Linked DNA regions of Homo sapiens: all the other regions are linked to region 3. Evidence: chromatin contacts called from ENCODE Hi-C or POLR2A ChIA-PET data. All regions are on one chromosome and are shown on one strand. Each heading gives the region's core, a stretch centred on a gene start or an enhancer-like site at or near the end of the contact. The rest is flanking DNA. Distances are from core to core; before and after follow the strand shown. Region 1 holds the start of DEK (DEK proto-oncogene). Region 2 holds the start of NUP153 (nucleoporin 153). Region 3 holds the start of TMEM170B (transmembrane protein 170B). Region 4 holds the start of FAM8A1 (family with sequence similarity 8 member A1).

Region 1 (6,154 bases), core at 2,185-4,684, 6.7 Mb before region 3:
CCTGACCTACCTACTGTAGATTGGCTTCAGCTACTGTCTCCTTCTCTTGTATCATCAATGTTCCCCTCTCCACTGATTCATTCTCATCATCATACAAACATGGGTCTCTTTTCTTCAAAACCAAACTCCCTTTGAACTACTGCTCCTTCTTTGTTTTCCTGTACAGCAACATTCCTGGAAAGAGTGTCTGAATCCATTCCTTGCCTACCTGTCTCTCTGTATTCCCACTCCTGGAACATTTAGACTCACCACCCCACAGAATAGTCCATGTCACTGATAACACAACATTGGTATTTCCAGTGGTCAATTATCAGTTCTCATCTTACCTGACCTTTTATCAGCATGTGACTCAGTGGATCACCCTCCTTCAAAAACACTCCTTTGTCACTTGGCTTCTCGGACACAATTTTCATGTAAGTCTCTTCCCACTTCACTGGCTACAGTTGCTCTTCTCTTCTCCTTTGCTGGTTCCCCTCTCACTCTTGAACCTCTCAACACTGGAGAGCTCCAAGGTACAATTTTGAATATCCCCTTATCCCTACCTATGTTCCCTGTTAGTGATTTCATTCAGTTTCAGGGCTTTAAATACCATCTACATGTTGACAACTGCTATATTTATTTCTTGAGCTAGAGTTTCTTCTGCTGAATGCCAGACTCTCAAATCCAACTGCCACTCCTGAATCTCCATTTTGAATTGTCAAAACTAACATGTCTAAAACAAAACAACTCATTCCCACCTCCTGCACTTTCCCCTCTAAAACCATCCTGCCCACCCCCACCCCCGAAGTCTTTCTCATCTCAACGAATAGCTACTCCTGTTCTCACAGTTGTTGAACCAAAAACCCCAAGGTCATCACTGATTTCTACCTGACTCTCGTGCCCCACATCCAAAACTTTAGAGCATTCTTTGGAATAACCTAGTGGGTCTTCAGATCTCCCATTTTCTTAGGATCTCTTCAAATGTCATCTTATTAATAAGTCATTGCTTCATTGTTGAATATATAAAACAAAATCCCATCCACCCTACTGGTACTTCCTATCTTCTTTAACTTGCTTTACTGCTATCACTAATTGTCATAGAATATATATTCACCTGCTCGTTGTCTTGATGGCAGTGACAGCCTGTCTGGAGCAGCTGCTGAGGGGATGCCAGCTGCAGTATGGAAGGCGTGGCCAGAGCTGCCCACTCCTCAGAGACAGCGGGCGCCAGGAACATGCAAGAGCCCCGTCCCCTACCACGTCAGCGAGGCGGGAGACCCATGTTCCTGGGCACAGCTGCAGCCGTCCAGCCGCAGCTCTGCACCCAGCCATCCCTGCACTCTTGGGGGCCCAGGAAACCCCCTGCCCCTGCAGGCTGAAAGTGCCTGCTCCTGAGGTTGCAGTGAGCCAAGAGCACGCCACTGCACTCCAGCTTGGGTGACAGAGTGAGACCCTGTCTCAAAAAAAAAAAAAAAAAAAAAAAGAATGTGCCTGTTCCCAGGCCTCTACCCTCTCTCTACCCACTCCCAGGGCCCACTCCAAGGCGGAGCAAAGTTGTGGCCAGGCACGGGCGCTGCTGCAACCCAGCTGGGTGTGCACGTGTTCAGGGCAGCACTGACACACCAGCCACCTGCCGCCTTGGCCCTCTCTGGACTTTGGGCACCAACAAGTGCGAGAAAGAGGCTGGTGGGGCTGAGGGTGGCTCCGCGTGGGCCTGCAGGCACCCCTCAGCACAAACAGCCTGGGCGCCATGGATGACATGTTGATGGTGGGAGGCAGACACGTTCCTGGGGGGAAAGGGGTAGGTCCCTGCCCACCTTCAAGCCAGGGATGGCCTGAAGCCTGGGGGGCCTGGTGGCCAGTTCCAGGTAGAGTCTGCAGCCCAGAGTGAAAACTAGTGGTGCTTTTTCTGGGCCCACCCATGGGCCAATCAGCACACACTTCCTCCCTTCTGAGCCCATAAAAACCCCAGACTCAGCCAGCGCTCAGGCCTACCAGCTGCAGGAAGGAGCTACCCACTTTGGTCTCCTCAACTCGTCAGGACCACCTGCCTGCAGAAAGGAGCTGCCCACTATGGGTCTCCTCTCCACTGAGGGCAGGACGCTAGTCGGGACAACCCCCCTGCAGAAAGGAGCAACCCACTTCAGGTCTCAGGAGAGCTGTTCTGTCCCTCAGTGAAGCTCCTGTCCACCTTGCTCACCCTCCAGTTGTTTGCGTGCCTCACTCTTCCTGGACACAGGACCAGAACTCAGGACCTGCCAAATGGTAGGATTGAAAGAGCTGTAACACAAATAGGGGTGAAACACAACCCCCCACTCCCAACCACGTTGCAGGCAGCAAGAAGGAGAGATGAGCTGTGGAGTGTGGATAGGATTTGAGTGGGATAAATAGTGTGGAAAATGGCATACCGTTTGAGGGTAGAAATGACACTATTCGCGTATGTTTTGGAAGGGGAACAAAAGGAAAAGGGAAGATTCAAAGGAAATGTCTAATTTTTGTCCTGCAACCCAGAGTCCAGGCAAATTTCACTGATCACATTTCTATTAAGTCCACTGAGTACAAGGATCCTTCAGGTGAGCTAGTGGTTGAAGAGTTGGGAGAAAATAAAGGAAATCACATACAAAAGAAGGCAGCATTGAGCAGGGAAGATACTGCTTTGAGTGTCTGCAGTGTTGAATGTGTAAAAAGCATCTGCATAGATGACCTAGAACTCTGGGAGAAGGGTCTGGACCCGGCCAAATAACATATTTCCTCTATTATAAAACAGAGAGTGTGTGTGAGAGAGGAGAGGAGAAGGAATGGGGTGGGAGGGAGCCTCTCCCCTTATATTTACAGGGGTGTAAATCTATGTGGCTGGCTATGTGAACCTTTAACGTGGCAGGTAGGATCTTTTTCCTTTCGGTGCACCTTACAAGCGATGCGGTCCTCAGAAATACAGATTTGGGAGTTATCTATCACCCAGCATGATTTCTGGAGCATTGATGAGACCGCTGATTAATTCTCCTCCGCCTCAGAGTAACACTGTCGATAGCGACTTCGGAGATCTCTAAACTTCTTTACCGCGCCCGCCGCGCCCCTCCGCGGCCCGGGACTGCTCATCATCTTTTCCAGGAAGCGACCGTGGAAACAATAAACACGCAGGCCCCCTAGCGTCCTTCCGTTCCGCGCTGCCAGGCCGCCTCGCCTCCCGCTCCCGCCCGCCCCGCGGGACACAGCCCGCCCGCACTCCGGGGCCCGAGCGCCGACCACACTCCAGGCGCAGCCGGGGAGAGCCCCGCGCGCGCATCCCTCCGCCCGCGGCCGAGGCGACCCCTCGCGGTCCCGCCCGCCCGAGCTTCCCGCGGAGGCACCCGGCCGCCCCGCCTCCCCCGCCCCGCGCCCGCCAACTCCCAGCTCGCGGCCCTGATTGGTCGCCGCATTCCCGCTCTCCTTCCCGAACCGCCATTTTGAAAATCTTGTTGATTCTGGGGAGCCGAGCGCGCGGCGCGAGCGTCACGCCAGACAGCGGCCCGCGCGCCTTCTCCTCGGCGTCGGCCGCCGCCGCCTCCCAGAACCTCCTCGTGCCCTCGCGTGCCAGGCCCGCGGCGGCCGAAATCCGCGGTAAGGGCTGCTTCGGGACGCCGGAGGCCCGGTCGCCCCTGCCGCGGCCGACGGGGGAGGGACGCGGCCATTTGGACGGCGGCCTGGGGCGGGGGAGGGGACGTGGAGGGCCGGCAGCTCGGGCCGGGCCGGGAACAGCGCAGGCCGGGCGGGCGCGCGCGCACGCGGGGCAGCGGGCGCGGTTTCCCGCCTCGGGAATCCCTGGACGGCGGCGGCGGAGCGGGAGGGAAGCCGCCCCTGGGGACTGAGCGCTGCGGTCCCGGCTATGGGAGGAGGCAACTTTCAGGGCAGGTGTCCCGCGGGAAGGGTAGCATCATTCAGGGTGGCCGCCCGGTCCTGCCTGCGGGAGTAGGAGGACCGAGACGTCCGGCTTTCTTCCCGCATGCAGGTTCACAGCATGTCCGCCTCGGCCCCTGCTGCGGAGGGGGAGGGAACCCCCACCCAGCCCGCGTCCGAGAAAGAACCCGAAATGCCCGGTCCCAGAGAGGAGAGCGAGGAGGAAGAGGACGAGGACGACGAGGAGGAGGAGGAGGAGGAAAAAGGTGGGGGGAGTCGCATCCCAACTGATGAATTTTTCAGACCGAAGTTTTTTTGTATTTTTCACCCAGGAAACAGTTTTCTTGCTCTTTTGGTGTTTAGAGGCGTGAAGTCGGAGTGATTTTCAGCGAGAATGTGTGCACAATTTATCTGCTTTTGTTTTGAGCGATGGCGTAGAATTGACTTTGTGTATTCCGGTTTTTAAAGTATTTGTTAGCGTGGTAGAGATGTATTGGAGTGCAGCCGACTTCTCGTCCGCTCTAAACGTTCGTTAACATTTCATCATTTGACGGGAAGTTTGTAGGTCTTGGATTTGATTTTTTTTTTTACCTGTGTGTGTGCACCTTTGAAGTTGCTAAGTGGATGTTCTAATTTTGTCCTTTTCATTACACATCTTTTGCCTTTTGAAGTTATTGTAAGGTCTTGGTGCAGCCCGTTAAGACTGAAGTTATAAGGCTAGACCCGGAAGTATTTGAATACTTTCGAATATTTTTACATTTACCAAAAAGTTTCCCTCCCTGGCAAACAGCGGTGAAAGCTGTTGCTACTTGAGAAAGTAGTTAAAAATGAAGAAAGTGAACTCTGAAAGAAAGTTAAATGTGAGCCCAGCACTGTCTCGGTTTCGAACCTGTGTCTGTTTTAAGGGAGGGCGATATGAGCCCTGATTTGACTGGAGGTGTGAAACGGAAACTTGACTGAATAGAGGAGTGTGCTGCGGCAGTTTATCCAGGATGCATGCAGTGTCTGTTTCAGGTGTACCCGCTTCTTGACATGTTTCCAAACATTTAAAAATCCGAGTCGCATCTCTTAGCATTCTTTGATATTAGCTTAGTCTGCGGTTATTTCGTATATGTTTACGACTCAGCCACACTTGGGAAGAGGTTGAAGCGCTCTTCCTAAACCCGGATTTTTTTTAAGCCTCAACCAGCCTGTGGTCACAATCTGGGTTAAGATTACAAGGTGTGCCTTTTGTTTGTTTAAAGTGGTATGTGCCCTAAGAAGGGCATATTTAAGTAAAGCATGGCTTTTTAAATATAAGTTTTCACATAAACTATTGCTTAACAACATGTTATTTTAAAATTATTTTTAATACAACAACAAAATTGGCTGCACTATCTCGCTGCTAGCCAAAGAGGCTCTGCACTTTTTCTCCAATTTTTTGTTTGTATTTTGGTCTTCTGGTGGGGGCAGGGTTGAGATGCCAAAGAAATGGTGAATTTTCTTCATGTCAGGAAAAAATTAGAGAAGTCATGTAAATATACTGTAAGTGGCCAACACAGTAATGCTTGGGGAAGAGTTGGTAGTTGAAAGAATCCCATGTTTTGTTCTAGACAAATTATTTTTAAAAACATGATGTTGTAGAAATTTTATCCCCTAATAGTTTTATTGTAGCTGTGATTTATTATTCTTTTTACTAATTTGAGGTGTTTGTGGGACAAGTAGAATTGTGAAAGTTTTTATTTTACTTAACCCTGAATATTTAACTTTAGAACTGAGGCATCATGGAAGCCAGACAGTGAAATACTTTCTGTATTAGGCTTTTTTTTTTTTTTGCGTTACTATAAAGAAACACTTGAGGCAGGGTAGTTTATAAAGAAAATAGGTTTTATTGATTCGTGGTTCTGCAGACAGTACAAGAAGCATGGCGCCAGTATTTGCTTCTGGTGAAAGCCTCAGGAAACTTCCAATCATGGCAGAAGACAAAGGGGGAGCAGGCATTTCATTTGGGAGTGGGAGCAAGTTGTAGAGGGAGGTGCCATGCTCTTTTAAACAAATCTTGAGAGAACTCACTCACCACCACGGATTACCATGCTAAGCCGTTCATGAGGGATCTGCCCCCATGATTTAATCACCTTACCAGGCCTCACCTCCAGCATTGCAAATCACTTTTCAACACGAAATTTGGAGGGGGCAAACATCCAAAGCATATCATTGCACCCCCGGTCCCCCAACTCTCATATGTTTCTCACATTTCAAGATTCAGTTGTGCCTTCGCAGTAGTCCCCCAAAGTCCGGTCTTGTTTCAGCATTAACACAG
Region 2 (6,375 bases), core at 789-3,288, 6.2 Mb before region 3:
ATGTGTACACCTATGCTTGGTATAGCATAGTTTCTTTAGGCGCTGAAAGGTACAAGTTCAAAGGTACTAGAAGACTGGCTTTACAATTTCACTTGTATGATTTAAACAATGAACCTGAATTGTGCAGTTTGATTGTGGAGATAGTATAAATGTCTTGGAACTAATTATTTATATCTGATTGATGGTTGATATTGGATGCTTTCTATCTAAGCAGTTACTATGAACTAGATATACATTAATCCTTTCACCAGACCACTACCCTGTGAGGTCAATATTCGCTCTATTTGCTGATGAAAAAAACGAAGCTTAGAAACAGGATCAGTGGGCTGGGCGCGGTGGCTCACGCCTGTAATCCCAGCACTTTGGGAGGCCGTGGGCAGATCACCTGAGATTGAGAGTTCGAGACCAGCCTGACCAACATGGAGAAACCCCATCTCTAGTAAAAATACAAAATTAGCCGGCCGTCGTGGCACATGCCTGTAATCCCAGCTACTCGGGAGGCTGAGGCAGGAGAATCGCTTGAACCCAGGAGGTGGAGGTTGCTGAGATTGCGCCATTGCACTCCAGCCTGGGCAAAACAAGAGGAAAAAACTTCGTCTCAAAAAAAAAAAAAAAAGAAAGAAACAGGATCAGTAACTTCCCCAAGGCTACACAGCTAGTAAGTGGGAGATTTATAGTAAATAGGCTGGGCGTGGCGGCTCACACGGGTAATCCCAGCACTTTGGGAGGCCAAGGCGGGTGGATCACTTGAGGTCAGGAGTTCAAGGCCAGCCTGGCCAACATGGCGAAACCCCATCTCTACTAAAAATACACAAATCAGCTGGGCGTGGTGGTGCACGCCTGTAGTCCCAGCTACTTAGGAAGCCGAGGCAGGAGAATAGCTTGAACCTGGGAGGCAAAGGGTGCAGTGAGCCAAGATCGCGCCACTGCACTCCAGCCTGGGCGACAGGGCAAGACTCTGTCTCTCAGAAAAAAAGAAAGAAAGAAAGAAAGAAAAAAAAAGATTTATAGTAAGTCTAAGATTTTTCACAACATATTTTTCCTCCCTAATCATTTGGCTATTTGTCTTTAGCTCTTACAGAAAAGTTGGGTTATAGTCCTGGCTTTGATTACCCATCTCAGTGTCATTGATTGTGCCACCTAAATTTCTCTGGACATCTTGTCTGGTTGGTTGAATGAGAGGGTTGGACTATGTGATCACCAGGACCTTTCTAATCGTCAACTCCTAGAATATACATTTTGTGGATTCAGTCTTTGAGTCTAGCTCACTTACTCAGTTTCCTAAATATTTGGAGCAAATATAGTATACTTTTATTGTTAAGGATATATCACTTACCCCTAATGTTAGCTGACTGCATGGGTTATAATTGTAATCATTCATCGCATTTTTCGTCTATTAGCAAATATACATGCTCTCCATAGATGATCACGTCTGCTCCTCACAACAGCTTTATAAGGTGGATTTTAAAGCTCCCATTTTATGGAGGAGGAAGCTAAGGCTCAGACGGTTTTGATTCATCCAAGGTCAAATAGGTTGGGTGGCAGAACCAGAATTCCAGCCCCGTGTGTCTGCAACAAAACCTTTATATGTTTAAAGAAACATTAATGAAGCCGTATATATTTTCTAATTCTAAGGATCATGGACTTTATTTTTCAACCACAGATTTTTTTTTCCTCCTTCTTAAATCATTAGCTCTTGTCTTTGATTTTACTGTCTGCTTACTTCCTGCCTACTTAACCAACCGACAGGGAGAAGGAGAATGGGAAGAGGTTACTGTTTTTATGTTAAGTGTCTTTTCAAAGTCTAATTTACAGCCAAGAACAGCAAAAGTACCCCTTGGCTTTGTGCCTCTGCGGCGCCCCGGAGATCTCCTTCCCCGTCCCTCTTCCTTTCCGAGAAGCCGCGTTCCGTTGTTGAACTACGTTTCCCAGCGTGCCGCGCGGCCGAGAGCGTGGACTCGACCAGCCCTTCCTCTTTGCCTATCAGCTCGTCGCAGCATGATGATGCAAATGCGTCGGGCGCCGATGAGTGACGACATTCTGGCTCGCGACCGCGGCAGCCGCCTTAGCAGGGGTAATAGGCGCAACGGCGGCGGAGGCTGCAGGGACGACGACGACGACGGCGGCGGGGCGGGCGCTGTGCGCACAGGGGAGGGGTAGGCGGGCGTCGCCAGCGGCTTCAACTGCGGCAGCTACGGCTAGGGCGACGGAAGAACTCCCACCAGTCGGCGGTCGAGTTAGGCCTCAGCACCGCGGGGAACTGTTCGTGCTGTCCTCTGCGGGAGATCTCCATAGAGACCGTGACACACACAGAGGCGGGGGTCCGCAGAGGCGGCCGGACCGGAGCCTCCTCGGCCTCTGCGGCCGCCACCCCCTTCCCCGCTGCCAGCACTCACCCTCTCTCCGCTCCTGCTCGCAACCTCGCGGTTCCTGGGGTGCTTGTGCCCACTGTGTGGACAGCGCGGGCGGACTTTTGGGCCGGGGCCGGGCGGCGGGGGAGGCTCTCTAAGGCCTCCGCCTCTGCCTCTCCCGCCCCCTTACCCGCCCCGGAGCGGGAAGCGGCGGAGGCTCCGCCATGGCCTCGGGAGCCGGAGGAGTCGGAGGGGGCGGTGGCGGCAAGATCCGGACGCGGCGTTGCCACCAGGGGCCAATTAAGCCTTACCAGCAGGGGCGACAACAGCATCAGGTATGGGACCCCGACGCCGCGGTGGCCTGGCGGGTGGGGAAACTCGGCTGGAGGGGACGGGCGGTTCGAGGCCCCGGCGCCCCACGTGGAGCAGACAGGAGGGCCTGAGGAAAGGCCCGAGTGAGGCTCCGGGGGAGCTCAGGCCGTTGGGGGTGGCGACGGGAAGTGGGCTGAGACAGGCCCAGCCTTGCGGCGCACACGTGTGGTTTGGGCCGCCTTTCCCCCAACTCTCTGGGTCAGGGGCTTTCCCAGGCAGGCTCTGGGCGGGAAAAGAAATTGTAGGCCCATGATGCGCGCGTTTCTTTATTTTTTGGCGGGGATTTGGAATTTGAGGGTATTACTCATGTTCTCTCGAGGGAGAAAGGAAAAGATGTGGTTGATGGCCCTTATACTTGCTGTTTTCTGGTGTCCCTTCTTTAGTGTGTTTGAGGAGGGGGGGCTGCCCCTTGGAATCTTAACTCTGGGGCAGACGGGGAGTTGTGGGGGGCGCTGTTACATGGAAAGTGGAATAACTTAGTCTCAGCCTATGAGTTAATTCTCGGTTTCCCCTGCCTGTGGCCCTCCTCGTCTTGAGAGCATTGGCTTAGATTTTATTAACCAGGTTATAGTTAACCGTGGCACTGGGGCATTTTGAAAGTCCCTCTCCACCCTTACGTCTTTTCTCTGCTGCGCGACTCCCCTCCCCCCCCCCAACACCGCCACCCCCGCCTTTATTTTGGAGGCTGGAATTGGCCATTCTCCACAGTTGACCGGGACTCCAGCTCTGATCTCATACACAAAATATTTTAATATTATGAGGCGTATTCTAGAAGTATAGTTACTTTTGACACTCCAGGAATGTTGGTGGTCTTATAGTTTAGCCACTGTATGAACTCCTGGATGTTTAAAATTATAAAAAAGGATTATCCTAATTGTAAATGAGATAGTTGATTCTGAGAAAATTCCATTTTTAAAATATTGATTGTTAGAAGTATTGAATAGGAAAATGTTAACTTATTTTAATAAAGCCACTTATCAGTGATACTGAGGTGGGAAGTGTGTGTCTTAAATTTGTTGAAAAACAAAAGTGTAGCAAAAGGATCTGATAACTTGTTGCCTACTGTTAAAGGTAGACTTCCTAGATTACTTTATTCTGGATGCTAATAAAGATTACACACTTTCACATGGTTGATGTTGTTAAATTGTGTCATTATCAACAGATTTTTAAAAGTAAAGATTTGGGTCGGGCGCGTTGGCTCACGCCTGTAATCCCAGCACTTTGGGAGGCCGAGGCGGGTGGATCACCGAGGTCAGGAGATCCAGACCATCCAGAGACGGTGAAACCCCGTCCCTACTAACAAATACAAAAAATTAGCCGGGCGTGGTGGCAGGCGCCTGTAGTCCCAGCTACTTGGGAGGCTGAGGCAGGAGAATGGCTTGAACCCGGGAGGCGGAGCTTGCCGTGAGCAGAGATCTTGCCCCTGCACTCCAGCCTGGGCGACAGAGCGAGACTCTTGTCTCGAAGAAAAAAAAAAAAAGTAAAGATTTGAGGAATTTTTTTTTTTTTGTCTTCTAGTTTTCTTAAATGTTTTTTATTTTGAGGGAAATGTTTGAGTAGTAAAAATTGTGGTTCAGGTATTTTCAGTCGTTCTCTACTGATGGTTAGGTTTGGCACTGTTACTACTCCCACCAGTTTTCCCCCAGATATGTACATAAAGTGCTTAGTTTTCAAATTTGTGAAGAAAAGGGGTATTTGCGAGCAGATTTAAGATTAGAATTCAGGTCACAAGCCTGGCCATTTAACCTAATCCGTCTGTAGAATGGAAGTTACACATGCATGCTTTCTTTTCTCCTATGAATGCCTTTGAGTGCTTAGATTTTCTTGTATGACATGTAGAAAAATGACTTGTTTTAAATATAGGTCATTGGATGGTCTGAATAGAGGTTAGAAGGGAATTAATATTTTCCAGATGTCTGAAGTTATCACAGCTTTTTTTTTTTTTTTTGAGACGGAGTCTCGCTCTGTCACCCAGGCTGGAGTGCAGTGGCGCGATCTTGGCTCACTGCAAGCTCCGCCTCCCGGGTTAATGCCATTCTCCTGCCTCAGCCTCCAGAGTAGCTGGAACTACAGGCGCCCGCCACCACGCCCAGCTAATTTTTTGTATTTTTAGTAGAGACGGGGTTTCACCATGTTAGCCAGGACGATCTCGATCTCCTGACCTCGTGATCTCCCCGCTTCGGCCTCCCGAAGTGCTGGGATTACAGGCGTGAGCCACCGCGCCCGGCCCCTGATCACAGCTTAAATGTACTTAGATAAAATAAAAATCTAATTTTGGGGAGATGATGTCTTAACAGCATAACACCTATGATCCAAGGTGTCTTAGAGTTGATACGACTTCAGGCTGTGTAGTTTTGTTTTAAATCTTGATAATTTATCATTGCCCCTTATCTAAAATACTTTTGCTTCTTGTCCTATTTAATTAAAAAAGAAAACATATTTTAGCTTTTGAATTGGGAAGTAAAGGTATTTAGGGGTTTCTTGATCAACACTGTAGGTGCTATTTAATATTGGCAGAAACTACCACTACCCAAGGAAAGTATTCAGGTATATTCAAAAGAATACTCTCCTTTTTTTTTTTTTTAATCTTAAAAATAAGGACTTTCTTTAGTCCTTATTGAGGCTTTGGTGGACATAGGGTCTACCCACTTGCTGTTTATTATCCTAGGCTGTCAACTGGATGTTTTGCAGAAGCTGCTGAGTCATCATGAAGCAAGCTTCATGACATGGCATGTTTTATACTAATGTTATTTGATTAAGTGTCCAAGGGTTTCTGGGCAAAAATTAAGCTTTTGGTAGTATAGCAGAAAGTTGGAGTAAGAAACAATGAGAGGTCTGGCGCTGTTAGTTAATGGATGTTTGCCAGTGCCTGTCAGGGCAACTTGGCTAGTACAGTCACCCAGTACCTATGACTTCTGCATGTGTTCATTTGACTTGTAATTTCCTGTTTTGACTTCTGGGTTTAGCTCTCCTGGGAAATGCTGTAAGTTTACTACTTTCCTTCTTTAACTTATTTTTTTTTTAATTTTTTTTTTTTTTTTTGAGATGGAGTCTCGTTCTGTGGCCCAGGCTGGAGTGCAGTGGCTCGATCTTGGCTCACTGCAACCTTTGCCTCCTGGGTTCATTCCATTCTCTTGCCTCAGCCTCCCAAGTAGTTGGGATTACAGGCATGCGCCACCACGCCCGGCTAATTTTTGTATTTTTAGAGACGGGATTTCGCCATGTTGGTCAGGCTGGTCTCAAACTCCTGACCTCAGGTGATCCACCCGCCACAGCCTCCCAAAAGTGCTGGTATTACAGGCGTGAGCCACCGCGCCCGGCCCAAATTCTGATCTTTAAAATGTCATCTTGCATGAAGTTGTGCAGACAAATTCATTGTCTTGCTCAAATAACTGAAGAGTTATAAGGGTAATAACTCTTAAGAATTGTAGAAGCAAATATGAAGAACAGCCCTGAATAATGCAAGCTGATCATTCTTACTTGCCTTCTCCCCTACCCCTTTACCTTTTTGCCTAGATGCATTTAGGAAATGGTGTCATTTTTCTTTTCTCCTTTCTTTTTTTGAGACGGAGTTTTGCATCTGTTGCCCAGGCTGGAGTGCAATGGTGCAATCTCGGCTCAGTGCAACCTCTGCCTCCTGGGTTCAAGCTAT
Region 3 (6,756 bases), core at 2,032-4,531:
ACGGCCTACTGAATATGTGAAGCCCACTGTTGAGAACTGCTCAGAAAAAAAAAAGATTCCTTTCATTTTAATGAGTATTTTCTTCAATGACAATGTACCTGGTCAACCAAGAGCTGTGATGGAGATGTCCAAGTAGATCAATGTTGTTTTCATGACTGCTAACACAACATCCATTCTGCAGACCATGGATCAAAGAGTAATTTTGACTTTCTAGTCTTATTATTTAAGAAATACACTGTGTAAGAAGGCTAAAACTGCCAGAGATAGTGATTCCTCTGATGGACCTGGGCAAAGGAAATTGAAAACCTTCTGGAAAGGAGTCACCATTCCAGATGCCCTTAAGAACAATCGTGACTCATGAGAAGAGGTCCAAATATCAACTTTCATAGGAGTTGGAAAGCAATTGACTCCATTCCTCATGGATGACTTTGAGGGGATCAACACTTTAGTGGAGGAAGTAACCATAGGTGTGGTCGAAATAGCAAGAGAACTAGAATTAGAAGTGGAGCCTGAAGATGTGACTGAATTGTTGCAATCTCATGATAAAGTTTGAATGGATGAGGAGTTGCTTCTTATGGATGAGCAAAGAAAGTGGTTTCTTGAGATGCAATCTACTCCTGGTGAAGATCATGTGAACACCGTGGAAATGACAACAAAGGATTTAGACTATTAGATAAACTCGGTTGATAAAGCCGCAGCAGGGTTTGAAAGGACTGACTCCAATTTTGAAAGTTCTACTGTGGATAAAATGCTACCCAACAGCATCCCATGCTACAGAGAAATCTTTCATGAAAGGAAGAGTCTATTGCTCTTCCTTAGTGGCAAACTTCATTGCTGTTTTAAGAAAACTGCCATCATCCCAATCTCCAGCAATCATCACCTTGATCAGTCAGCAGTCATCAACACAAAGACAAGACCCTCTACCAGAAAAAAGATAACGTCCTTGCTGAAGGCTCAGATGATCGTTAGCAATTTTTCAGCAATAAAGTATTTTTAAATTAACGTCTGTACTTTTTTTTCAGACATAATGCTATTTCACATTTAAAGACTACAGGTAAAATGTAACTTTTACATGCACTAGGAAAACAAAAAATTCATTTGGCTCACTTTATTGCAATATTTGCTTTATTGTGGTGTTCTGGAACCAAACCTGCAATCTTTCCAAGGTATGCCTGCACAAATATATGTTAAGTCCCTACTTTTCATTTCACTTAAACAAAAACTGGTACAGTTCAAATACCAAACAGTGGATAAATGCAAGCAAAATCATAAGTAAGATAAAGCAGTCTACCTCTAAATTCAACTGAATCATGAGATGGTCTTTATGTCCATTTAGTTTTCCAGAATTATAACAATATATTCCTTACCGGCAATCATCATGTAAAGTCAGTCTGTTTCAAGTTAAATAACCACAGCTTAAAAGTGAGGATAGCATGAAGCAATCCAGAATCTACTTTAACTGTATAGTTTCCATTCGAAGAAACCAGTGTCCTTAAAGTTGTCTTTTGTGGTATATAATTCCATAAAATTTTCTTCTATGAATGTTTGTATTCTATACCATGCCAGACTTTATATATATGTTATATATATGAACCCAGGTTATATTTGTAAAATACTCACAACACTTTAACCAGTTTGACAAAATGCATTTTGAAATACTAATGTTCTACTGAAATTAACTGCCTTACACATTTTCAAGAATTAAATTCTGAGTATTTTTTTAAGATTTTTTTCCTCTGAAAAGCAGGCACTGAGGAGTCACCAAATCGCAACTGAATCTCTTTCTCGTAAATTCTACTTCAGAGAATAATTTTTAAATTCGGAACTCAAAGTATAATGTAAGCATTTCCACATAACAAAACCAGAAGTTTCTTCACAAAGCAAATCTACAGACTGAATAAAAATATTGTGTGTTTTATCACTCACTTTTACAAATAGAAATTGATGTTATAAGGCCAATTACTGACAGCCTTAATAAATGAAGGGAAATACACAAAATTATCAAATGTCTCAGAAGCAGCAGCTGGAGGCCTGAGGGAAAGAGACAGACAGACAAAAGGAAATGGGAGGGGAAGGAGATATATGAAGCTAACACGCTTAGACCGCACTAGACCTTAGCTCAGCCCCTGACCCACTATAATTTACTCAGTTATCTACATCGCCCAAAAAATTAGCGGTTGAAAAAGTAAATCGACCATTGTGGGCAATGATTTTAGGTTCTACATTTGGCTTGAGATTTGCCAGAAAGAAAAAGAACTAAATCAGAAAAAGATGTAAATAGCAAGAAGCGATGTGTGTAGAAGGGGGAGGGGAGGAGGGTAATGGAATAAAAGCGAAATGCGCTCAAGTCTCAGCACTAAAGCTACTCCGCGCGTACTACAGAGGCCGGGCCGCCACCGGGAGCTCTCCCCGTGCGGGGCAGGAGCGGGGGTCGCTGATGCTCCCCTGGCGACTCAGGGAAGGGGGTGGCGGGAGCCGGCGCCCCCGGGACACGCGCAGAGTGGCTCCGATTAACACCTTCCTCGCCGGGACCTGGAGCTCCGAGCGGGGCGCGCACGGGGGTGGGGCGGCGAGGAGCGTGTCCCCTCCCGAGGAAGGAGAAGACAGGAGAGGGGCGGACCGCATCCCCGTCCCCAGCCCAGGCGCGTCAATTACCCGTGAGGTTCCTCAGCACCGTCCCGTGGGCCCAGAGGCTCAGGACCTGCTGCACCGACAGGTTGATCATGGAGTGGTCGCCCCCCTCCGCCTTCATCTTCCCCGAGGGGCGCCCGCCGCCCTCTCCTCGGGTGCCGGGCGGCGGCGGCGGCTGCGAGGCTCGGGGGGCGGCGGCGGGTGCGCGGCTCCTCCAGGCCGCCGCCGCTGGTGGAGGCTGCGGGACGCCGGGCCGGGCGCTGCTGCTGCTGCAGCCGGAGGGCCTCCGTGGGGGGGCCGCTCAGCGTGTCTCCCAGGCAGCCCCCTCCCCGCCGGGGAGACATTGAGGACGGCGGACGGAGGAAGGAGGGGAGGGGGCCGGGCGCCGTCCTCGCGCGGCCCCCGAGCGAGGACTCGGGGCGGAGGAGGCCGCCGCCGCTCCCTCTCAGGGGCAGCGCCGCGCCGCGGGGACTGGACACGCGAGGAGGCCGAGGTCACGCCAGGAGGCCGGTGCTGATGGGCAGCCGGCAGGTGCAGCCCCCGACAGGGCCCAGCTCATCGCCGCCGGAGGACGGAGACGCGGGACCAGCCAGAGGCTGCGGCGGCACCTGCCGCCCGCCTGCCCGCCCTCGGGTCGCCGACACTCGAGGAACCGCCCCCTCCACCCGCAGCCGCCGGCGGGCCACTCGTGCACGCGCACGCGCGCGCCTCTCAGCGCCGGCCCCTCCTCCCCTGCGCTCCCCGGAGCCGCTGCGCATGCTCACTCCCCCGCTCCCCGCGACCCGCCGCCCTCCAACAGCCGGTCGGCCCCAAAGCCCTCCTTCTCGCTCTCCCCTCGCGCTGCAGCGCGCGTGGCTGACGGCGCCGAGCGACGGCCCGCAGTGGGGCGGAGGGAAGCGCGGTCTACGTCACTGGCGCCACCGCCGGGCCTTACTGCTGATTGGGCGCTCCAAGGGAACCGCCTCCACGCCCCCCACCCCCGGACCCCGGGCGCGCGCCCTGAGAGACCGGGAGACCTGGATCCCTCGCCCTGGCCCGGCTGGGTGCGCGCGGTGCGGGCGGCGTGGGCGGTGCGGGCATTTCGGGGGCCCGCGCTGCAGGGGCAGCCCTGACCCAAGGTGGGGCTGCTGAACTCGGTGAGGTGGATACTGTGACAGTTCAGATTTTTGCCTTAAAATGTAATGCTTTTTGATAAAGATGCTTATGTATAACTTTTTTAAAAAGGTGTCACTATCTCAGCATTTAGATATATTAATTTGCGGGGTTTTTTTTCTGAGCCTGAATCGAATGACCTGGATAGGTCACTTACTTGCAGAATGCATGTTAAAACCCCTAAAACACAAACAGACCTGCGTTATCATTCTGCTAATCCCTCTTCCCGCAGCAAGAACTTGGGCCTCCCGGGGTTCCAGGACCTGCCTGACATTACCTGTTTACTCCAGGCTCGGCAGGTGTCCTAATCCTCAAGGCCATCGCCGGCTCTAGCCCCCCTTTTTTTGATGGTAGTATTCTTTTATCTAAGTTGCGTCTGTTATTTTTTTCCCTCGAACTTAAACTAGATCTCTCTCCCCACGCTTTGCTGTCTGTCTTCATGTCCAGCGTTAGCCAGAGGAGCATCTAAAATCCAACTACAAGTTAAACTCCTCGAAATTGGAAACCTTCTAACTTTAAAAAATAAAAATTTAAGTTTTAGCAGTAACATAAATATGCAGTAGCCAGCCCCTCCCCCCACCTTTTTTCAACCCCTCTGCCATCTGGATAAAGAAAAATTTACAAAGAGAAGTGAAGAAATACCTGCTGTAGCTAAATCATGAAGTATATTTGACAAAGCACTGAAGGGTCAAATTACCTGTCAAATGGTGCTCTTGGTGACCACTTTAAAATAATATTTACATACACATTTATTTCTTTGTTTATTTGTATTTTCTTTTTGATGTCACAACATAAGAGAAATTTTTGCACCATTAATAGGAATTGAGCCAAAACTCTTAATGTAGAGTTTATCTTCCTCCTAGAATTTAGACTTAATTAGATCTATTAACAAGATTACAGAATATCAAACCTAAAAGAGCGCTTTAACATTTTTCTAATTTTATTTTACAGATAGGGAAACAGATTCTGTGAATTAAGTGACTTGACAGAGATGACAGCACTTCACAGCTCAGTTTCTGAATTCCTGGTCTATTATTCTTTCTAGCAACCACATTATCTTTCTTAACCCACTGTTAACTCCCTCACTTTAAGATTCTTGATGGGGAAGTGCAGGTTACCTAATGATATTCTTAAGGGACTTGGCATTACATAATTAGTGATGTTAGGGAATGTGACCACATTCAGTGAAGGGTTCACAGCAAACTCCCTGAGCAGGGGCTCATTAAACTCTCATATCAGAAACCTTTAGTTAGTTTACGTTCTTAGGATTGCACACTATTATTTAAAACACAGTAGCACGCAGTGAAAATATTCAGAACCTGGGACAGTGCCTGGCACCTGCACCACAAATATTTGTTGAATGAATCACTGAATGATCTTCATAGAAAAGTCAGCATTGTTCTTGTTCTGAATAAATATTTTTTACAGAATCCAAGTGTTCATGTCAGGAAATGAGAAAGACACAGCAATGAAGTCTCAAGTCAGTAATGTTATTTGCTGCCCAACAACTTCACCCCTGCTGTTCAGTTCAATTTAATTGGCGTCTATATTTATTTGGCATCTACTATCTGTAATGTTCTGTGCAAGGTGTTATCTGTAACATTTGAAGATAAGATCTCTACTCTCTAGGCTACTTAGGTTTTCCTTGATAAAAGTAATGATCTTGACTGTGTTGGAAGCTTATATCCTTAAGAGAATTAGACATTTTCCCAACAGCCAGAGTTATGAAACCCAAAACTGAGTTAATACAAATGAAAGTTTTGGAATTTCTTTCCTACAGATTTTTTATTTTGAATTAATACACCAATTCAGGAAGAGTTTAGTCACGTTCCTGTCAGAAATCAGGGACCACCCCAAGTGAATCCAAAAATTTCCTTTCAACTCTGTGCCCTTCAGCATGAAACAATTCACAAACGTAATTCATAAACCAAAATTCCTGGTTTATTTCTCTCATGTAAGTGAGGGAACACCCATTAGCCTTAGTCATTTTTAAAACTGTCCAGAGACAACCTAGAGGAAAGCTTTTTAAAATCAATTAAAATATAAAATGATATTGATCTTTTGAGAAAAACATTTTCAGGTATCTTTTCAGAAGCACCCCACTCTACTGGTATCAACTTAACGTATTAGTCCATTTTCACGCTGCAGATAAAGACATACCCAAAACTGGGCAATTTATAAAGGAAGAGGTTTAATTGGACTTACAGTTCCATGTGACTGGGGAAGCCTCACAATCATGGTGGAAGGCAAGGAGGAGCAAGTCCCGTCTTACATGGGTGGCAGCAGGCAACGAGAGAATGAGGAAGACGCAAAAGTGGAGACCCTTGATAAAACCATACAGAGCCAAATTATATCATTCCTCCCCTGGTCCCTGCCAACTCTCATGTCCTCACATTTCAAAATCAATCATGCCTTCCCAACAGTTCCCCAAGGTCTTAACTCATTTCAGCATCAACTCAATAGTCCACAGTCCAAAGTCTCATCTGAAACAAGGCTAGTCCCTTCCGCCTATAAGCCTGTAAAATCAAAAGCAAGTTAGTTACTTCCTAGATACAATGGGGGTACACGCATTGGATAAATACAGCCATTCCGAATGGGAGACATTGGCCACAACAAAGGAGCTACAGGCCCCATGCAAGTCCAAAATCTAGACTGATTCAGCTTGATTCAGCTCAGTCCAGCTCCACAGGTCTTCTCATTTCATACCTGAGGCTGAGGAAGATGTCACGCTCTGAGTACATGCCATTCTCATGGTATAGGGCTGGAACCAGGGCTACAATGGGACACTGGCCTTGCCTGCAAAGCCTTGCCTGCAAGTCTTGACAACAGACTCTGAAACACTCTGTTATCAAGATAAATAATATACTAATATAATATTTTTAAAAATAAAAATTCATGCAAAAATCCATGATTAATGAAATACCAAAATTTTAAATAAACACAGAATCTCACCCTGCACTTGCAAGACCTTGT
Region 4 (6,723 bases), core at 1,530-4,029, 6.1 Mb before region 3:
GCTCTTTATACCTTTGTCTTTAGAGACTCCACAAGATAGCAAGAGGGAACAGGATAGTGAGAGGTAAATTAGTTCCTGGCCTAAAAGAATAGGTGAATAAAATCAAAGCAGGTTTGGAGGCTCTTTTTACCTATTTTTGATAGGTGAGATTCCCACACATCTTATAGAATTCAGTAAGCTATTTTTTTTCCTTTCTAGTTATTTCTTAAAATCAACAAGAAAACAATAAATCTAACAAAGCTCTTATAAAGAAATCATGACACTGACAAGCCCATTATCCATATAGTCACGTGTAGACAAACAGAATGTAATAAAACAAGATCATTAAACAGTAGAAATTAAAACCCTTCTGCAAATGTCCTCAACTTACTTTATCCCACTGAGGTGCATAATGCTTAAGACAATGGTTGCTTTTATAAAGAAGAGAATAAAGAAATCCACCATCTCTGCCATAAATCTGTGGGCCAAGGATGGAATAACATATTCTCTGCCTGTAAATTAAAAAAAAAAAAAAGTTAGGAAAAACGAATCATTTCACATAAGCCTTGGAACACAAGCCATGTAATGAATTGCTAAAGAAAGTCAAGGTACAACTTAATAAAAAATATTTATAACCGTGCAGCAACTATTGATATTGATTCCACCAAGAATCCATGTTACTAAAATAGAGTAACAGAGAATCCACTATTTACTGAGCTTAAAGTTTGCTTTCATCACCTTAACGTTTAAAAATTGATTTCACACGGCCAGGTGCAGTGACTCACGTCTGTAATCCCAGCACTTTAGGAGGCCGAGGCGGGCAGATTGCTTGAGGCCAGGAGTTCGAGACCAGTCTGGCCCTGGCCAACATGGCGAAACCCCGTCTCAACAAAAAATACAAAAATTAGCCGGGCGTGGTGGCGCATGCCTTTAGTCCCAGCTACTAGGGAAGCTGAGGTGGCAGGACGGCTTGAACCTGGGAGGCGGAGGCTGCAGGGAGCCAAGATCGCCACTGCACTATCCAGGCTGGGCGATAGAAGCAGACCTTGTCCCCACCCTCCCCACTTTCCCCCTAGAAAACTGATTTCACAGATAAATTTGATTAGGGTACCCACTACATTTCACTAGGAATTCTAATGAGGAGAATCCAGGTGATCACATCTAAGTCACACAAAATTAAACATTTTTTAGTACAAATCAAGGTTAAATATTGGCAATTAGTATAAAGTAAATCCCTGTAATCCCCCCCCACCCGTTTTTTAGTTTGTTTTGCTTTCTTTAAAATAAACCCAGTGAGTATCAATCTGTCATCCTAAATTCTGACTGGGATCAGAGGCATCAACTAGTTCTTGTCCCATCTATCTGTGGCTAACTAAAATAAACTAAAAGTCTAATAGTTTAAATAGTAAACTAAGAAGTGTAACTAATTCAAAATATTCTAGTTCACACACAGAAGCAAAAACAATTACACAATATACAAGATATTGATCAAATGAAGTGAAGCTTTGACCCAATCAAAACTTCCTAACTCCACTTGTATCCATGTCGATCTCCTTTTATATCCGTTCAGTTCCACTGTCCTAAGTAGCCAATGTCTGAATAATTTTCAGCATTACCAGTCGAGCCCCTCCAAAAGTGGGTTTGCCATTTGCGAATTTAGCTTTGGCCCTCACTGCAGAGCGTGAAAACCAAAGGAAGAGGATGGTTTGAAGAGCAATTTCTTTTCACGAATAAACAACTAGTCCCATGAGTAAGGGAGTCAATTTGGAGTGCCAGGTCTAAAGGAAGAAGAAACTGTATTGCCTCCTTGTACATTTTGGGAATTTAGGGCCTGGACAAACGATAGCTAGTGAACTGAACGGGCAGGATAGTCAATCAGAGTAGAAGCAGCAGTTACAGGTCTAAAAAGCGTGCCAGCTCTACCCCACAGGCCCCCGAAAACCCTTCTACTCCGCCCAGCCTCCACCTCGCGCTTCTCACCTGCCTGTCGCCCGGTCTCGCTCGGGCTTCGCGAAGGGGCTGCGGATCCTACCCTCGTCACTGGAGTGGCCCGGACCGACGCCTGCACGTGAGGAGCCCGGGGTCCCAGGCCCGCGACTGGAGCAGGGGTGCTGATGCCGGCAGCTGTCCGCGGGTCAGGCCCCGCGGCCCCGGGGCTCAGGAAGTAGAAGGGGTTGTAATAGCCCAGCTGCGGGGGCGGCGGCGCCGCGGCCTGGGGGACTGCAGCGCCGCCCGAAGGGAAGCTCTGCGGGGAGGGCTGGGGGCTGCAGTAGGCTGGGAAGGCGGCCAGGCCGCTGTGCCAGGTGAGGTAGCCGCAGTAGGACTGCCACAGCCACTCGTGCACTTGCCGGGAGTACTCGCGGGCGCTCAGCCGAGCTGGTCTCTCTCGTGGCGCCGCGGCTTCGGGCGCCTCGCAGCCCGCCTGCTCCTGCAGCTCTGCACCGGAGCCGGAGGCCGCCTCCCCGCGCTTCCTGAGCTCGCGCGGCGGCTCCAATTTGTCGGCTGCGGCGGCAGCCGCGAGGCCCGGGGCTGTGGGCCGGCCCGGGGCCTGGGGTTCGGCCTGGGGGTCGTCGCGGGGGCATGGGACGGCGGTGGTAGGAGGGCCTCTCAGGGAAGGGACGGGCTCGTGGTCCCCTCCGCCATCGTCCTGCCCGGGAGGGTGGCCTCGGGCTTCCTCGGGCCCCTCGGCCATCGTCGCCTCAGCAGCACCCTCTGGGATACCTGTCACTGCTCCGTTTCCCTCCCCCAATGGCCCCTCCCCAACAGCCCCGTCACCACCGCAGCAACCGCAGGCGTCAACAATCCCCCGCCGGAAGCGGAAGCCCCGCCCCTCAGGAGCAACGCCCGCCGCCAGGCGGAGCTGGGAAGGGAGGGCGGGGAGGTGCGTCTGCAGTCCCGGGTTCGGGCCCTAGTAGTCGGTGGCTGGTCGGTGACTGGGACCAGACCGTCGCCTCCTCCCTTTTACAGCTTTAAGTCTGTGACCCGAGGCCTCTCTGTATATTCCCGTGGGGTTGGGCCTAGTTGTCCTGGGAGAAACTAGATGGATGAGGAGTATTTCCGAGACAGGTCCCAGGGCCAGCGCAGCCTTTTCTGTTGCAGAACCGCGACTGTTGTTTTGGGATCCAGGCCGGAGGGTTTGTTGCTTGTGTTCATTCCAGTTAACCATTAGTACTCGAGAAGGTGGTACAGAACGCATCTATCCCCTTAGAAGAAAAGAAATTAAAAGCCAAACTAAACTGGGATATATATTAATATAGGAAACTACCACTGAGACATAGGAAAGTGTATTAAAATATAACTAGTGAGGTGCTATGTATAATTCAGAGGAAGGGGAAATTATGCATGGGCCAGACTACTAACAAAAGGCTCCAAAGCCTGGGATACGCTGAGGGCCTTTCCATAACAGAAAATGAAAAGGAACCTAAATTTGAGACTAGATTTGAGGAAAGGCACAGTTGCGCTGGAGTAGAAAGCGTCTGTCTACCGCAGTGGAAAGTAAGTTTTCGTAAATGCAGACTAGCTCCAGGGTGAGGACAGAATCTAGCTTTTAAATCAGTATAATCTCTCTTCTTTTACATTTGAAAATCTCTGCAGCGATATGTTATTGTATCCCCAGCACCATACAAAGGACATACAAGGGCCAAATACTGTGGGAATATTTATTAATGATATTAATGATGATGCTGTCCGGGCCAAAGGAAAACTTCCGCTTCACCTTCTGAAGTTTCGCTGAAAGTCACTGACAGGAGGCAGTTAATAGGAGAAAAGACATAGACATTGATTTGACCATCGTTTTATGTGACACGGGAGCCTTCAGAATGAAGACCCAAAGATAACAAGGGAAATCGTGTATTTGTATGCTTAGGTTCAACAAAGCATGGACAGCCGTATAAAAAAATGACTGGACAAGGCCGGGCGCGGTGGCTCACGCCTGTAATCTCAGCACTTTGGGAGGCTGAGGCGGGCGGATCACAAGGTCAGGAGATCGAGACCATCCTGGCTAACACAGTGAAACCCCGTCTCTACTAAAAATACTAAAAATTAGCCAGGCGTGGTGGCGGGCGCCTGTAGTCCCAGCTACTCAGGAGGCTGAGGCAGGAGAATGGCGTGAACCCGGGAGGCGGAGCTTGCAGTGAGCCGAGATTGCGTCACCGCACTCCAGCCTGGGCGACAGAGCGAGACTCCGTCTCAAAAAAAATGACTGGACAAAAAACACTCTGATGCAAACAGGCAAGAAACCCAGCAAGGCCTATCTGGATTCTCCTTGGCCTGTCTGCAGCATTCATTCCTTCTGGGTATGGAACAGGACCCTCTGGAATGGGGGCTGTGGCCTACAACAGTTAAACAAGGTAGGTCAGATAATTTTTCTTTTCCTTCTTTTTTTTTTTTTGACAGAGTTTTGCTCTTGTCGCCCAGGCTGGAGTGCGATGGTGCGATCTCGGCTCACTGCAACCTCCCCCTCCCAGGTTCAAGTGATTCTCCTGTCTTAGCCTCCCGAAGTAGCTGGGATTACAAGCGCCCGCCATCACGCCCAGCTAATTTTTTTTGTATTTTTAGTTGAGACGGGGTTTCACCATGTTGGCCAGGCTGGTCTTGAACTCCTGACCTCAGGTGATCCACCCGCCTCGGCCTCCCAAAGTGCTGGGATTACAGGCGTGAGCCACTGCGCTCTGCCAGATAATTTCTCTATGTCCAATATTTGCACAGAAAGGGGTGCAGGGAGGTTAGAGTAATATTTTTAGGTTTGTGGCTGGCTTTGGGAAAGGGTGGGGTTTTGGTTTCTATGCCCTGCTTTGGGAAAGACGGATTCCAGTTTCTATGACTAGCCTTGTGGGTGGGGGTGGGGGGAAGAATGGGATTGAGACAGGAGGGTTGGAGAAGGTGGGAAAAATCTTTTGCTTCTGAGGTCTTCATTTTGGGGTATGGTTTTCTGAGTTCCAACAATGCCCAGGGTCATTCTTTTTTTTTTTCTTTCTTTGTTTTTTTAAAGACAGGGTCTCACTCTGTCACCTAGGCTGGAGTGCAGCAGTGTAGGCACTCCTCACTGTAGCTTTGACCTCCCAGGTTCAAACTATCCTCCCACCTCAGCCCGAGTGACTGGGACTACAGGCACGTGCCACTGCCCCCGGCTCATTTTTTTCATTTTTTGTAGAGATGGGGGTCTCACTGTGTTGCCCAGGCTGGTCCCAAACTCCTGAGCTCAAGCAGTCCACCCGCCTTGTCCTCCCAAAGTACTGAGATTACAGGTGTGAGCCACCACGCCCAGCCCCAGAGTCATTGTTGGCTTTATTCTGGGAGATATAAAAAGCCATAATTTTTTTCCTTAAAAAGCTAATGATCTAGGTTCAAGGGACAGACTGTCAAGAAAACTGAAAACTTATTCAAGAATTCAAAATAAGGGAAAGATTATGGTAGCCTATAGCTAGAAAAGTTTACCCTTACAGATTTCATTTTAAAATCAACTATGAGAAAATTTTAATGTTTAAACAAGCATTCCAAGTTGGGGTGAGGGAAGAAAGAGAAACAGAAACAAAGAAATAAATGTGGCTTGGAATGAGTGAAATATGATTATTGGAGACATGGACTTTGTTTTGAATACCACTGTTTCTGTAACACCTGGCACAGTGTCACTGTAAAGATATAAAATGATATGAAACATGAAACAGCAAAACAAGCCAGAAGAAAAACTCAGGAATGAAGTAACAGAACTTGGGAAAGAGTTAGAAATAAAAGAAAAACTGATTTCAGAAAAGAGGACTAAAATACAAGGAATAAAAGAATAAGAAAATACAATAGTGTCTGAAAAGAACTACAATTTGAAAATGAGTTTTTTAATCAAAAATAAATGTAAACAGAAATAATTTGAGAGAAATGATAAATATTGAAAATAGGCAAAGAAGATCCAACATATAGATTAGAAGTTCTTGATAAAGAAAACCCAAGACAGGTAACAGAACTAATTATAACACATTATAATTCAAAAAAATTTTTTTCTGAAATACATATATATATGTGTCCTAACATTACACACACACACACACACACACACACACACACACACACTCTCAGAGTCATGAATCACTTAACAACAGGGATATGTTCTAAGAAATGCATCATTAGGCGACTTTGTCCTTATGGGAACACCATAGACTGTACTACTTACACATACCTATATGGTACAGCCTACTATATACCTAGGCTATATGGTATAGCCTATTGCTCCCAGGCTACAAACCTGTACAGCATATTAATGTACTGATTACTGCAGGCAGTTGTAACACAGTGGTATTTGTACATCTAAATATATCAAAACATAGAGAATACAGTAAAAATACAGTATAAAGGGTTAAAAATGATACACCTGTGTAGGGCACTTACCATAAATGGGGCCTGCAGGACTGGAAGTTGCCGTGGGTGAGTCAGTGGTGAGTGAATGTGAAGGCCTTGGACATCACTGCACACTACTGAAGACTTGATACAAAACTGTACACTTAGGCTACACTAAATTTATTTAAAATTTTTTTTCTTCCATAATAAATTACCTTTAGTTTATTGCAACATTTTACCTTATAAAGTTTTTGATTTTTTAAAAACTTTTCAACTCTTTTGTAATAACACTTGGCTTAAAACGCAAACACATTGTACAACTGTACAAAAATATTCTTTGTATCCTTATTCTATAAGCTTTTTATTTTTAAAGTTTTTGATAATTATTATTTTTTTTTACTTTTTAAGCTTTTTTTG

Evidence for each region. A loop is a pair of places that touch in the nucleus more often than their neighbours do. ChIA-PET counts read pairs that join two places held with the same protein, here RNA polymerase II (POLR2A). Pooled maps may share reads with other maps.
Region 1: a map of naive thymus-derived CD4-positive, alpha-beta T cell shows a loop between it and region 3 (10-fold over the local background). The contact joins the promoter of DEK here to the promoter of TMEM170B in region 3. A Hi-C loop is called at or near these places in 1 of 168 maps with a recorded cell type or tissue (naive thymus-derived CD4-positive, alpha-beta T cell) and 11 of 50 pooled maps.
Region 2: a loop to region 3 is called in a map of CD8-positive, alpha-beta T cell, with 13 times the contacts of the local background. The contact joins the promoter of NUP153 here to the promoter of TMEM170B in region 3. A Hi-C loop is called at or near these places in 3 of 168 maps with a recorded cell type or tissue (CD4-positive, alpha-beta memory T cell, CD8-positive, alpha-beta T cell and naive thymus-derived CD4-positive, alpha-beta T cell), 1 of 37 single-sample maps with no recorded cell type and 8 of 50 pooled maps.
Region 4: a loop to region 3 is called in a map of naive thymus-derived CD4-positive, alpha-beta T cell, with 7 times the contacts of the local background. The contact joins the promoter of FAM8A1 here to the promoter of TMEM170B in region 3. A Hi-C loop is called at or near these places in 1 of 168 maps with a recorded cell type or tissue (naive thymus-derived CD4-positive, alpha-beta T cell) and 8 of 50 pooled maps. POLR2A ChIA-PET finds 5 or more read pairs at or near these places in 1 of 52 experiments (naive thymus-derived CD4-positive, alpha-beta T cell).

The regions. Positions count from the first base shown.
Region 1 is chr6:18,261,810-18,267,963 of GRCh38, reverse strand. It overlaps DEK (DEK proto-oncogene), which reads left to right and starts at 3,434. Exons shown (of 11, transcript NM_003472.4): 1 at 3,434-3,579; 2 at 3,968-4,121. The coding sequence starts at 3,977. LOC124901270 (a long non-coding RNA gene) reads right to left here and starts at 3,432. Exons shown (of 2, transcript XR_007059486.1): 1 at 2,887-3,432; 2 at 1-2,234. RefSeq lists silencers at 3,074-3,353, 3,394-3,753, 3,814-3,873 and an enhancer at 3,759-4,310.
Region 2 is chr6:17,702,588-17,708,962 of GRCh38, reverse strand. It overlaps NUP153 (nucleoporin 153), which reads left to right and starts at 2,038. Exons shown (of 22, transcript NM_005124.4): 1 at 2,038-2,686. The coding sequence starts at 2,576. NUP153-AS1 (NUP153 antisense RNA 1) reads right to left here and starts at 1,920. Exons shown (of 3, transcript NR_134618.1): 1 at 1,835-1,920; 2 at 1,337-1,569. RefSeq lists enhancers at 1,847-2,116, 1,926-2,620 and silencers at 2,207-2,716, 4,048-4,207, 4,724-4,893.
Region 3 is chr6:11,534,274-11,541,029 of GRCh38, reverse strand. It overlaps TMEM170B (transmembrane protein 170B), which reads right to left and starts at 3,281. Exons shown (of 3, transcript NM_001100829.3): 1 at 2,656-3,281. The coding sequence starts at 2,752. RefSeq lists silencers at 2,328-2,607, 2,618-2,697, 2,798-2,957, 2,988-3,817 and an enhancer at 2,487-2,988.
Region 4 is chr6:17,596,358-17,603,080 of GRCh38, reverse strand. It overlaps FAM8A1 (family with sequence similarity 8 member A1), which reads right to left and starts at 2,779. Exons shown (of 5, transcript NM_016255.3): 1 at 1,960-2,779; 2 at 371-491. The coding sequence starts at 2,671. It overlaps LOC102724591 (a long non-coding RNA gene), which reads left to right and starts at 4,105. Exons shown (of 5, transcript XR_007059485.1): 1 at 4,105-4,328. RefSeq lists enhancers at 373-873, 874-1,374 and a silencer at 2,441-2,920.